Linked DNA regions of Homo sapiens: all the other regions are linked to region 3. The links are chromatin contacts, found by Hi-C or POLR2A ChIA-PET in ENCODE. All regions are on one chromosome and are shown on one strand. The core of a region is the stretch at or near the end of the contact, and the rest is flanking DNA. Distances in the headings are between cores, read along the strand shown. Region 1 has its middle 24 kb from the start of KRT24. Region 2 holds the start of KRTAP4-12 (keratin associated protein 4-12). Region 3 overlaps LOC124904004 (a long non-coding RNA gene).

Region 1 (4,586 bases), core at 1,139-3,638, 920 kb after region 3:
GATGGAATAGGTGCCCCACTTATGATGTTAACACTCTAGAACACTGGAGCAGTCAATGGCAGAGACATAGACGTGCTCCCCTACAGCGTCTCCTACACTGGTCTCGACGGTTTGGTGGTGGAAAGGAATTTGGGTGATTGGACCTTATGGAGATGGCACAACTTTTTAGCAGCAGATGACAGATGGGGTTTTGGTTTTAGCAGCAAAGCAGCAGCACAAAACTTCAGCAAACTGGGGAGAGAATCTGGGTTCTACTGGGCAGCAGGACATGGTTGCAAGTCTGTGGCAGAAGGTGGACTGGAAGTAGGTAGTGGGATGGCAAAGTGAGCTTCTGGTACCAAGAAACATGGAAACTGGGTCTGTAACTAGGGCAGCTATTTGCCAACAAGGGAAGATGATAAATCAGCCATCTGCAGCCCAGAGTCTTCCTCTAGGTCAACACTTGGACAATTAATAATATCTCCCTACTGTTTCTCAGCAGGCGAAAAAAAAATGCAAATTATTTTTCGGACACTTACTGAACATGGTGAAGAATATGTAAGAGAAGACTTGCTGTGATTATATAAAATACAACAAAAATTATACATGAAGGGTTTCTCCCCACTGCCCCACCCCCACCCCCCTGCCTCTGTCTCCCAGGCTAGAATGCAGTGGCACAATCCTATCTCACCCTAACCTCAAACTCCTGGACTCAAGTGATCCTCCCGCCTCAGCCTCCTGAGTAGCCAGGACTACAGGTATGCACTACTATGCCCAGCTAACTTTTTAATTTCTTTTTGTAGAGACAAGTTCTCGATATATTGACCAGGCTTATATATGAAATTCTTTAAGAGCAGGGACTATTACTTGTTAGTTTTATTCCCAAGGTTTAGCAGAATGTTTTTGCAAGATGCTCAATAAATATTAAATAATTGATAAAAGTTGACTTACTACTGATAATGTAAAATAGAAGATAAATAACCAGCCTGGGCAACATGATGAAACCCCGTCTCTACAAAAAACACAAGAATTAGCCAGGTGTGGTGGTGCATGCAGCTACTAGGGAGGACAAAGGGGGAGGATCTCTTGAGCCCAGGAGGCAGAGGTTGCAGTAAACCAAGATCGCTCCCCAACACTTTAGCCTGGGTAACAGAGCCAGACCCTGTCTCAAATATATATATATACAATTTACATTTATATATTATATATATTTATTTATATATTATATATAAGATGTATAATATATAACAATAATAAAATAGCTAAATAGAATAATTGATAAATGAATAGAATAATAAATTGAATAATAAAAGAATAATAAATAAGCAGAATAATGGAGTGATAGAAAAATTGTAAATGAATGAAGCAATAGCACCAACTTTTAACTGCTATGTTCATCATAAACAGCACAGTGAGTTTGAAATATTCATATTACCTTGTTATACAATATACAATATGAGCAACATGGGCATTACATGTATCCTTGTCCAAAATAAATTATTCTGAAGCTATCAACATTTCCATCTTTAATCTTTAAAATCTGTATCTTATAGCAGGAAGATGTGGTTCCAGTTTTTTCAGATATTTTAATACAATTTCCTCTTTGGATACAACACCAAAATCTACAAAGCCATGTAAGGAAGAATAATCTTCATCTTGTCAGTAAACAAATAAAAGTGCAGGTGTCTTGGATCTTTGTTCAAGCACTATCACTAACTCATTCGAGATCTTAAAGAAACCACTACTCTGAGTTAAGACTTTTTAAAATTAAGATTTTTGAATTTTAAAAGGAAGGAGGCCGGGCACGGTGGCTCATGCCTGTAATCCCAGCACTTTAGGAGGTCGAGGCGGGTGGATCACGAGGTCAGGAGATCGAGACCATCCTGGTTAACACGGTGAAACCCCGTCTCTACTAAACAAAATACAAAAAATTAGCCAGGCGTGGTGGCGGGCGCCTGTAGTCCCAGCTACTCGGGAGGCTGAGGCAGGAGAATGGCGTGAACCTGGGAGACGGACCTTGCAGTGAGCCGAGATCGCGCCACTGCACTCCAGCCTGGGCGACAGAGAGAGACTCCGTCTCAAAAAAAAAAAAAAAAAAAAAAAAAGGAAGGAATTCATCTGCCTTCCTTTAAGTTCTTCATCCCTTTCTAGATGGTAGAGAATTTCACTAAATTTGCCTGAAGTTACTGGACTTGATATCAGGGGGAAAAAAAATACACGTAATTTAATAGAAAACATTTGGGAAAATATTTTTATTTGAAACAATTTTAACCACTTTTCCAAAACACCAGCATCAAAACTGGGTTTATGTAGAGTGCAAAATGGAGGTCAACGACACAGGCAATGCCCTGAAAACTTTCACAACTGCTGGCCTGGAAATGAATATGAAACCAAACTGAAGAAAGTGACTCACCACAGAAGGGAATCACGCCTCAATGCTTTTCCACCTCTCCTCCAAAACAATCATTTTCTTCAGGGTTTGTTTTAGGAAAAAAAAAAAATCAGAGAAAATAGAAGTATAGATTTTTCCTGTTTTAATGTAATCTTTTCTGTTCCTTTTGATTAGGCAATGAGATTGCGGAATAGTCTAGTAGTCATATAATTACTGTAAGGAATGCTGCCCCAGCTGCCGACCGGTCTTAATATTTGAATGTTGATAAACGTAACGCAACATTTTTGTCAAGCAAAACTATTAAGAAGCTAAAGAACAATTCAATTAATAGAGTAGCTAGTCAAATATATAAGTATAAATAAAATAGGGGTATATTTCAGAGCTCTGTTTTGCCAAGATGTTATAGCTCAGAGTAAGTCATGGCCAGCTCAGTTCTCCACTGAAGCAGCAAGATATGAGATCATGAAACTGAAAAACGTATTCTTCACACCCATGACACTGAGCTACAATCCCTAATAGCTAAGGTATGTGAGAGCAGCTGAATACAACCTCAAACTTAAATCAGAAAGAATCCATAGATAGGGTCTACATCTTTTTTTGTAAATAATTATATATAAAAATTTCAAAGATAAGCCCCTTAGAAAAGACATCAAATGGAACACCAAATGTACATAGAAAAATGGTGAGGACTATGACGGACCTTTCAATAGATGAAGTTAGGCTGACCTCCCGGTTTAGAAACATATGGTCTTATGGAATAACTAATACAGTACAAATGCAAGAAAACAGCAATAAAAATGATCAAACCTTATGCTTGAATATGGAATTACAATTTACAGAGTGCTCTGCGCTCTCCATTTGATGTGATAATCCTATGCCATGTGTAGGGCAGGAACTATTATCCTTAATTTTACAGGTGAAAAAACTATGGCTCAAGAAATCGAAGTTTCTAGATGAAGTTAAGGCTTCTTGGTAACTAGTAGAGTTCTACCACTAGAGGACTCTACTAGTTCTGACCCTAAATCCAGGCAGACTTCTGCAAATAATATGAGTGCATAGACCTGAGTTGGAATCTCAGTTCCAACACTTCCCAGATATCTGGCCCTGGGAAAGTCACTTCATTTCTTTAAGTTTTGTTGCAGGTTGACTCTCAGTGAGTAGATGCTGAGACTGAGTTTGAGGATCAAAAGTTATCCTAAGGAGTAATACTTATGAAAGGAAAAGGGAGAAAGCAAGACCAGGGAGGGTTTTAGTCTTTTGCAGGATAGTTAGCAGACTGATGCAGACCAAAGTCTCTGTCAGCCCCGTGAGAGTTCTGGAACAAAGATTGCCCATTGGCCCCTAGCATGCCCCAAAAATAAGTCATCACCATTTATCAACTGCATCAGATAGGCCCATTTTATTTTTTTATAATTTCAAGTGACTTTTACAAATAATATACAGAAGATATAAAAGATAGCACAAAACTAATTTATTTAAAATGTTAATATAAACTAAAACATAGAAAACCCAAATTTTTATTCTATAATTTTGTGGTTTGGAAGTATATATACCTAAAATGGGCAACATCTTTGAATGCATGTCATGCATGCCCCTGGAACATACCCATTCTGTATTTATGGATTCCAGATTTCAAATGCATCTGTAATAGGTTCTAGTTCATCATTACTTTCAACTCTTGCACTTGCAGCTACAAAATGCAATAAGTTTGGGAACTTTAATAGCTCACAAGATTTTTTAAGAGAGGAGCCACCCTCTTTGCTCCATAATTGCAAAACATTTTCATTTATAAATATCAATTGTATAATCAATCTAATGTTTTTTATTTCTACATTACCTATTTCCTCCCAATCAACCTTTGTATACACACCTGCCTTTAACACCTGTGCACTTGCAAATCATATCGCATAAATTTTGGAACAAACATCATAAAAGATGAAAGAATACTGTCCACCTTCTTTCAGCAAAATGGAATGGCCCAGGAGCTTGTGGCAAAATATTGTATGATGAAATTATTTCTGTCGAATGAGTATAGATGATGTATTAGTCTGTTCTCAAGCTAGTAAAGACATACAAGAGACTGGGTAATTTATTTTTAAAAAGAGGTTTAATGGACTCACAGTTCCACATGGCTAGGGAAGCCTCACAATCATGGTAGAAGGTGAAGGAGGAGCAAAGGCACATCTTACGTGGCGGCAGGCAAGGGAGAGTGTGC
Region 2 (4,200 bases), core at 126-2,625, 520 kb after region 3:
CTCACCCCCGACAGGCTCCAGTGTGTGATGTTCCCCTCCCTGTGTCCATGTGATCTCATTGTTCAACTCCCACTTAGGAGTGAGAACATACCTTGCATCTTTTTAATTATAAATAATTGTTTTTAAATATCAGGAGGGATTTAATTGCAAAATGTTCATGCGCAAAATGTTCCTTGAACACTCTAGGAGAGACGCCCTTTCCCTGTTACAGACTGTGTGACTTCAATCTATCTGGGCCTCAAGTACCTTGGATGTAAAGAATTTAGAAAAATTGTGTCTACATAGCAGAATCCTTGTGAAGTATAAACAAGATAACAATTATAGAGGACTCAGAAAATTCCTGACACATAGTAAGCACTCAAAAAATTATAACTATTAGTATTGTTTCATCTTTCATTGGAAGTGTACAGATTAAATACATAATTGTTATTTTGTTCACTAATCACACCATTCTCTAAATAGTTGCTAAATTCTTTCCTATACATGTTTCTTATTTGTCTTGTTTAAGCTTCTGTAGGACAGAAATTAAACTTGATCCTTTGTTTCTTTTCTCCATGTATCAAGCAAAATATCTCCAACATACATTGTGAGAAAAAGCAGCTTTCGAGTATGAGAAAATCTACTTTCAATAACACTTCAGTTAAACACATTCAGTGGGTATCTTGACTTACCAACAAAATAGAACAAAAATGTTCCTTATGATCCCCATCTCTGAAGAACATGCCAACAATAATTTATAAAGGGACCTATCATGCCAATGTATTTTTACTTGTAAAGCAATGAATCATTGCATTATATCTGTTTCAAGCTAAATAGAGTCAATAACATGAAACAGGAATTTCAGTGGGATCTTTTATATCTCACTGACCAGCCACAAAATTCAAAGGAATCACAGTGTTCCTTATTATACACAAGTTACCTCCTATCACCCCCCAAAGATGAATCTTTCATCACATTTTCCTACCAGCATTCTATGTAATTTATTTTTAACCTCTTTGAGAGCAGAGGAGATTTAGTCATCATAAAATCTATTTTCAACTTATTATCCAGGAGTCAAATAAATAAAGAATTAACTTATGAAATCCAATCAAACAATGTCATGTAATGGGTCTACACATCAGAAGACACATCAGATGAAGGAAGGAGAATGAGAGCTGATTCACTTGGCTTAACCAAATTGGATAGCTCAGAATACAACAGGAAAAGGAAATGTTGCCTTTTCTATTTATAGAAATATTTACCAGATAAGGACAACTATCTAATTTACTAAAAAACAACTGATTCTCTATTAGTAATGTGCAAACCACAAGATTATTCACATTGTCATAGTGGTTCTCAGCAGGGTATAAAAAGCAAAAGAGAGAACAAGGAGAGATCAAACTCAGAACACTCACTCTCCTGGAAACCCACCGAGAACCTCCACCCTCTGACACCATGGTCAACTCCTGTTGTGGCTCTGTGTGCTCTGACCAGGGCTGTGGCCTGGAGAACTGCTGCCGCCCCAGCTGCTGCCAGACCACCTGCTGCAGGACCACCTGCTGCCGCCCCAGCTGCTGTGTGTCCAGCTGCTGCAGGCCCCAGTGCTGCCAGTCTGTGTGCTGTCAGCCCACCTGCTGCCGCCCCAGCTGCTGTCAGACCACCTGCTGTAGGACCACCTGCTGCCGCCCCAGCTGCTGTGTGTCCAGCTGCTGCAGACCCCAGTGCTGCCAGTCTGTGTGCTGCCAGCCCACCTGCTGCCGCCCCAGCTGCTGTCAGACCACCTGCTGCAGGACCACTTGCTGCCGCCCCAGCTGCTGTGTGTCCAGCTGCTGCAGACCCCAGTGCTGCCAGTCTGTGTGCTGCCAGCCCACCTGCTGCCGCCCCAGCTGCTGCATCTCCAGCAGCTGCTGCCCCTCTTGCTGTGAATCCAGCTGCTGCCGCCCCTGCTGCTGCCTGCGTCCAGTCTGTGGCCGAGTCTCCTGCCACACCACTTGCTATCGCCCAACCTGTGTCATCTCCACCTGCCCCCGCCCCTTGTGCTGTGCCTCCTCTTGCTGCTAAATCTCTGCTGTGAACACACCACTTCCTTATTACGTCCTTTCCTACAGATGAAGGCTCTCATTGCAAACATGCGGACTGTTCAAGAGAATTGATCTGGGTCCCATAAGCAAACCTCATCCTTAGAAATTCTGTATTTGCATTCTACCTTTTGTCCAAACTCCCTTCCTTCCAAAGGAATTCATTGACAATCTCCTAATAAATTGACAAATTGTCCTCCAACATCCTCCCACCTCTTTGACTTCAGGACATTTATTCATCATGCCTAAGGAATTTGAAGATTGCCTCCATCATTTGTAGGGCCACAGATCTTAAAGCCTCCAACCTTGAAGTCCAGTGAAGTCTCTCTCTTAAAGTCTTTTGCAAACATTTTTGTACCTTGTTATTTCCATGTACCAAAATAAACCTCTATTCTATTGGCACTGAAAATTGAATATGATTCTTATTCTCTTTTTAAAAAGGGTTTTATATTTAGGTCCTGGGTGATTACATTTAACTACACCTGTAGGGCTCACAGCACAGATTAGTCAACCTTCTAACAGAGGTCAACTGACATCGATCACTGCCTAGTTTTTTTCTAGAAAAGTCTTTTCAGGCTTAGGCAAATCAATTAGTCATTTTGTATTCTTTAGACAAAAAGAGTGAAGCTGAAGTCATGAAATATCCATGAATATAACAACAGGGGAAACGTTTTGAAAGATTGATCACAACTCATCATCTTTTAAAAAATAATTTCAACTTTTATTTTAGAATCAAAGAGTACATATTCGTATTTGTTACATGTTGTGTGATGCTGAGGTTTGGGCTACAAATGATTCTGTCACCAGGTACTGAGCAGTGGGTCATTTTTAGCCCTTCCTCTCTCCCTCTCTCCCCCCTTTTTGGAGTCCCCAATTGTTCTCATCTTTGTGTCCATGTGTATCCAATGTTTAGCTCCCATTTGTAAGTGACAACATGCAATATTTGGTTTTCTGTTCCTGGAAAAATTTGCTTAAGATAATGTCCTCCAGCCACATCCATGTTGCTGCAAAGGACAAAATTTCATTCTTTTTTATGGCTGTGTAGTATTCCATGGTGTGAAAATGTCACATGTTCTTTATCCAATGCACTGTTGATGGGCACCTAGACTGATTCCATGTCTTTACTATTGTGCACAGAGCTGTGATCTTTTAAAACACTGTATTTCAATTTCTTTTTTTTTCCAGTAAAAGCAGCTATTAGGTGGTTTAGCAAAGTCCATGTATTTTCTACTGAGTCATGTGTAATGAATCCTCAACACAAACACAGTGGATCTCCTTCATTCTGACTGGCAGAGTTTCAATGGGGAGTTCATGCTGCCATGTAGAGAGGGCCACCTTCACGGCCAGGCAGGTGATGGAAATGAAGGAAGCAGGCCTAGTGAAAACTCACAGGTATGCTGGAGACTGATTTTTTTTCTTTTCGTCCAAAGTCATGCCCTTTTTTTAGGATGAAACTATAAAGACCCACATTTCTCCCCAACTAGGGATGCCTCTAATGGGTCATCTCATCTCCAGAACTCCCTATAGGTTCATCTGAGACTTCCACGGAGATTGCCCTGCAGTTTGATTTATCCCAGTGTCAAACTTGATCTTTCTCTCACTTTCCCTTCCTTTCCCTTCCCTTCCCTTCCCTTCCCTTCCCTTCCCTTCCCTTCCCTTCCCTTCCCTTCCCTTTCCCTCCCCTTCCCCTTCCCTTTCCCTTTCCCCTCCCCTCCCTTTCCCCTCCCCTGCCCTCCCCAGTGTTAATCCCAAGAGCATGCTTCAATAAACCTCCTGCATATTGCTCTCCATCTCAGTGACTGCTTCCTGGGGAACCCAGCCTGTCCCCCAAAACAATTTGAAATTCATGATAGCTAATTTGAGAGCTCAAATGACTGACTGAAATGTACTTTTAATATTTTAGTTCCTGAAAGAAATAAGAATGTAAACATAATAGCAGAAAATATATTTAACAGAATATGTAGAAAAATTATGAATTTTATATAAATCACATTTATTATTTTCTAAGGATGTTTAGATCATTTATACACAAATATATGCTCTTTAAACATTTAGACAATACAAAAGAATGTGACAATGTGAACAAAAGTAAGTTTCCCATCATGATCTTTGCCAATCCCATTCAATACCTAATGTTGCAAAT
Region 3 (4,142 bases), core at 1,147-3,646:
AGGGCCTCTCCCAGGTGGGCCTCTCCCAGGTGGGCCCCTGCTCACCTTGCCAGGCCCAGCCCCCACCCCCTGCCTTTCCAGCCAGCTCCCCTGGCCTGGGACATCTCATGCTTCCCTGAGGGTGCCCCCTGCCATGGCATGTGCCCATCACCCTGCCTGGAAGGCCGGCATCTCCTGTGTCTCCTGCTGTGCTGGACCTGCTCAGATCCTTTCCCCACCTGTCCTGCCTTGAGGCTGGGTCAGGGACCCCTCATGGGCACTCCCACAGGCCAGCCTGCACAGGTCTCCACGGTGTCTCGTGAGGTCCAGGAGCTCCCCAAGATCAGGGCCTGCTGTGTGTCCCCTGTCATGTCCCCAGGTCAGGCTCTCCCACGTATGGGCTGGGGAGTGAGAGGATGAGCTAGTGAGTGGGTACAGGAAGCCCGGGGAGTTCCTCTGAGGCCCAGTCCTGGCCCCGATTCTGCTTCCTCCAGTCCAGGAGGAATATCCCTCTACCTTGGGACTGGGGTCTCCTGGGAACATTCTAGAAATCTCTCTTGCAATCAGGGAGGATACAAGCCCCTCCTCTTTCCTGATGAGGATGTAAGATTAACAGGCCAGAGTGGCAATGGCGTCTTTGTGTGAGTGTGTAAGGTGTGTACCCGTGAGAGGTTGTGTGAATGTGAAAGTTTGCGCGTGTGTCCATGAGTGGGTGACAGTGTGGACATGAGTCTATGAGTGTGAGTGTGAGTATGGGGAAGTTTGTGAGTATGGGGAAGTTTGTGAGCATGTGCTGGTGTGTGTGAGTCTGGGAATGTCAGTGTATGTGTGTGAATGTACATGTGAGCGGCACGTGAATGGGTATGAGTCTTTGAGTGTGTGTCAGCCTGTGAGCATGTGCCTGTGTGTGAATCTGGGAGTGTGAGTGTGTGTATGAGCTGTGTGTGAACGTGTGTGTGAGTCTTTGTGTGTGCATGTGTCTGAGAGTGTCAATGTGTGTGTGAATGTGTGTATATGAGTCTTTGAGTGTGTATCTGTGAGCATGCGCCTGTGTGTGAATCTGGGAGTGTGTGTGTGAGCTGTGTGTGAACGTGTGTGTGTGAGTCTTTGTGTGTGCGCATGTCTGAGAGTGTCAATGTGTGTGTGTGGATGTGCCTGTGAGCTATGTGTGAATGTGTATATAGGAGTCTTTGAGTGTGTGTGTATCGATCTGTGAGCATGCGCCTGTGTGTGAATCTGGGAGTGTGAGTGTGCATGTGAACTGTGTGTGAATGTGTGTATATGAGTCTTTGAGTGTGTGTCAGCCTGTGAGCATGTGCCTGTGTGTGAATTTGAGAGTGTAAATGTTCGTATGAGCTGTGTGTGAATGTACGTGTATCAGTCTGTGTGTGTCTGAGAGTCTCAATGTGTGTGTGTATGTGCATGTGAGCTATGTGTGAACGTGTGTGTATGAGTCTTTGAGCATGTGTGTGTCAACCTGTGAGCATGCACCTGTGTATGAATCTGGAAGTGTGTGTGTGTGTGTGTGAGCTGCGTGTCGATGTGTGGCTTATCCTGCAGGAGTGCTGACCCGGGACTCCGGGCGGTAAAGAAGCCTGGGTCCAGGCTCTCCCCTTCCCCAAAGCCACAGGCAACCCCAGAGACACTCAGAGCCCTCTGCATTCTGGGGGTTCTGGGGGCGATCTGGGGAGCTTGTAGGCTCACTTTGCTCCACTGAGCGATGAGTGGTCTTTCCACATTCTAGAGAGGGCTCGGAGGCCTTTATTTTGAAAAGAGTAATACTGAATAGATTCAAAATAATATTTACAAAATATGTGTAGGATTTAAGAATGAAGGCACTGCCGGGCGCTGTGGCTCACGCCAGTAATCCCAGCACTTTGGGAGGCCGAGGTGGGCGGATCACCTGAGGTCAGGAGTTCGAGACCAGCCTGGCCAACATGGTGAAACCCTGTCTCTACTAAAAATACAAAAATTAGCCGGGCGTGGTGGCAGGCGCCTGTAATCCCAGCTACTTGGGAGGCTGAGGCAGGAGAATCGCTTGAACCCAGGAGGTGGAGGTTGCAGTGAGCCGAGATCACCCCATTTCACTCCAGCCTGGGCGACAAGAGTGAAACTCGACCTCAAAAAAAAAAAAAAAAAAAAAAAAGAAAAAAACAAAAAAAGAATAAAAGCACAACAAACATCCGTGAATCCACTGCCCAATTTTGGACATTTTAGCTTCGATGTGCGCCTCGCGCTCTGCCCGCAGTGTAACCGCTAGCCTGGATTTGGGATTTGATTCCTTGCTTTCCTTTACAGATTTGAAGTCCTTCCCCCAGGCCCTGGACGGGGAAACTCAGGACTCCTCTCCGGGTAGAGTCTGGCAGCAGTCGGGCCAGAACAGCTCAGTGCTGCCCTCTGGGGGCGAGGCCGCGGCTTCCTCCTGCTCAGCCCCAGCCTGGGTTGGAAGGAGCCCACCCAGCTAAGCGTGGCGAGACCCGACAGAGGGGTGGGCGCAGTCACTGCCCACACACCTGCAAGGCACGCCTGGACGCACATCCGCATGTGGCCATGCACAGGTGTGCACACGGACTTTACCCTCGTTCGTTTGTATTATGTCCCCCGTTGGTGTCACACCCCGCGTGGGAAGCCCAGAAGCCGCTGCCGCTCCTCAGGAGTTGACAGGAGGGAGAGGTCCCCGCGGGTGGAGCGTGTCTGCTCCAGGGACCCTCAGACTCGGGGCCGGGCAAGCTGGAGGGAAGGCTGGTTTTGGGGTTAGCAGTTTATTAACAGAGGGACTTGAGCGGGTGGGCGTGGGGGAGGGACACGTGCCAAAGGCAGGGAAGGGCTTTTTTGAGATGGAGGGATGGGGGATAGGGGGTGATACACAGCGCAGGCCAGCTTCAGAAGGGAATGTTGTGTCCATGCGCCTGGAGGCAGAGGCATGGACACACGGCCCAGCCGGGGCCTGGTGCTCTGGCTGTTAAGGGACTAGAGACGGTGAAGCTGAAGATGGCGAGGAGGAGCCAGGACCCTGGGGGAGAAGGAGTAGTTTGCAGAGCGCAGGTGGAGGATGGGTCTCCAGGGTCCCTGCATTCCTCCCGCGGCCTCGCGGGCTCCTCTCGGGACTGCAGCGCAGAGGCGCCACCCAAGATGGCCAGCAGAGGGCGCTCCTGCTACAGATTTGGGGATCCCGGGCGGCCGGAGCGTGTCCCCGTTTAACAGGGCATGAGCCTTGGAAGGCGGCTGGGCCTGGGGTCTCCATGGGGAGCACTAGAGCCTGCCCCTTGGGAGCCACCGAGCACAAGAATGAGGAGAGACGACCTCATGAGGTGGGAACCCCACAGGGTTCCATGCATCCTTTTCTGCTGCTGCCGGGTCAGGCATTTGTCTGGTCAATGCTTCCATCCTTTTGTCCCAAGGTGGTGCCTTTTAAATCACCCCCGGAGATGTGACTGGCCCGCCTAACCTGCCCTGGAGGTCTTCCTCCAGGCCAGGGGTCTGTTAGGGCCAGCTAGCCTTTCTAGAAAGTTCCCTGGGTTCTAGCCCCTGCAGCTTCCCTGGTGGCCCCTTGCTCCTGCTTCCTGTCCCTGCCTCTGGGAGGAGGACTTGCTTGTCTGGTCTCCTTCCTCACCCTGCCTCATCCAAGGAGGCTTCTCCATCGCTGCCGGTGCATCCTGCAGTTCTGAGGACCAGACGCACCCTTGGTCTTCTGCCGTAAAGAGTTACGGGCGTTCACGCAGCTGGCGGGTGAACACTGCCAGGTCCCCTGCTTGGCTTGAGGTGTGGCAGCCGCCATCAACTACTGGGGGAGGCGACTAGGGAGGAGAAAATCCCTTCGGTTGTGAATTCTGCCTTCCACCTCCCAGCATCTCCACCTGGACAGAGGGACCACACACTCAAGCCATTTACTCATTGATTTTTAAATTAAATTAAATTAAATTTATTTTAAAATTATTAAATTTTAATTATATATTTATTTGTAATTATATTTAAATAATTAAATCTGTTTATAATATAAAATTATAAAATTTAATTTATAAATTTTAAATTATTTAAAATAAATTAAAATTTATTTTATTTTATTATTATTTTTTGAGACAGAGTTTCGCTTTTGTTGCCCAGGCTGGAGTGCAATGGTGTGATCTTGGCTCAGTGCAACCTCTGCCTCCTGGGTTCAAGCG

The links. A loop is a pair of places that touch in the nucleus more often than their neighbours do. ChIA-PET counts read pairs that join two places held with the same protein, here RNA polymerase II (POLR2A). Pooled maps may share reads with other maps.
Region 1: a pooled map shows a loop between it and region 3 (3-fold over the local background). The contact joins two enhancer-like sites. A Hi-C loop is called at or near these places in 1 of 50 pooled maps. POLR2A ChIA-PET finds 5 or more read pairs at or near these places in 3 of 52 experiments (A673, activated T-cell and activated naive CD4-positive, alpha-beta T cell).
Region 2: a loop to region 3 is called in a pooled map, with 4 times the contacts of the local background. The contact joins the promoter of KRTAP4-12 here to the enhancer-like site in region 3. A Hi-C loop is called at or near these places in 4 of 50 pooled maps.

The regions. Positions count from the first base shown.
Region 1 is chr17:40,725,898-40,730,483 of GRCh38, reverse strand. No RefSeq gene overlaps it. Among named protein-coding and RNA genes, the nearest start is that of KRT24, 24 kb to the right of the region's middle. Within about 2 kb of position 2,388, at least 2 of the 41 ENCODE cell types and tissues checked have a DNase peak (open chromatin) inside an H3K27ac peak, as active enhancers do.
Region 2 is chr17:41,121,357-41,125,556 of GRCh38, reverse strand. KRTAP4-12 (keratin associated protein 4-12) reads left to right here and starts at 1,375. Exons shown (of 1, transcript NM_031854.3): 1 at 1,375-2,466. The coding sequence starts at 1,435. The coding sequence ends at 2,040. RefSeq lists an enhancer at 1,695-2,248.
Region 3 is chr17:41,647,050-41,651,191 of GRCh38, reverse strand. It overlaps LOC124904004 (a long non-coding RNA gene), which reads left to right. Exons shown (of 2, transcript XR_007065756.1): 2 at 2,278-3,915. Among named protein-coding and RNA genes, the nearest start is that of KRT17, 25 kb to the right of the region's middle. RefSeq lists enhancers at 2,542-2,651, 3,050-3,209, 3,240-3,389, 2,942-3,817. Within about 2 kb of position 2,396, at least 22 of the 41 ENCODE cell types and tissues checked have a DNase peak (open chromatin) inside an H3K27ac peak, as active enhancers do.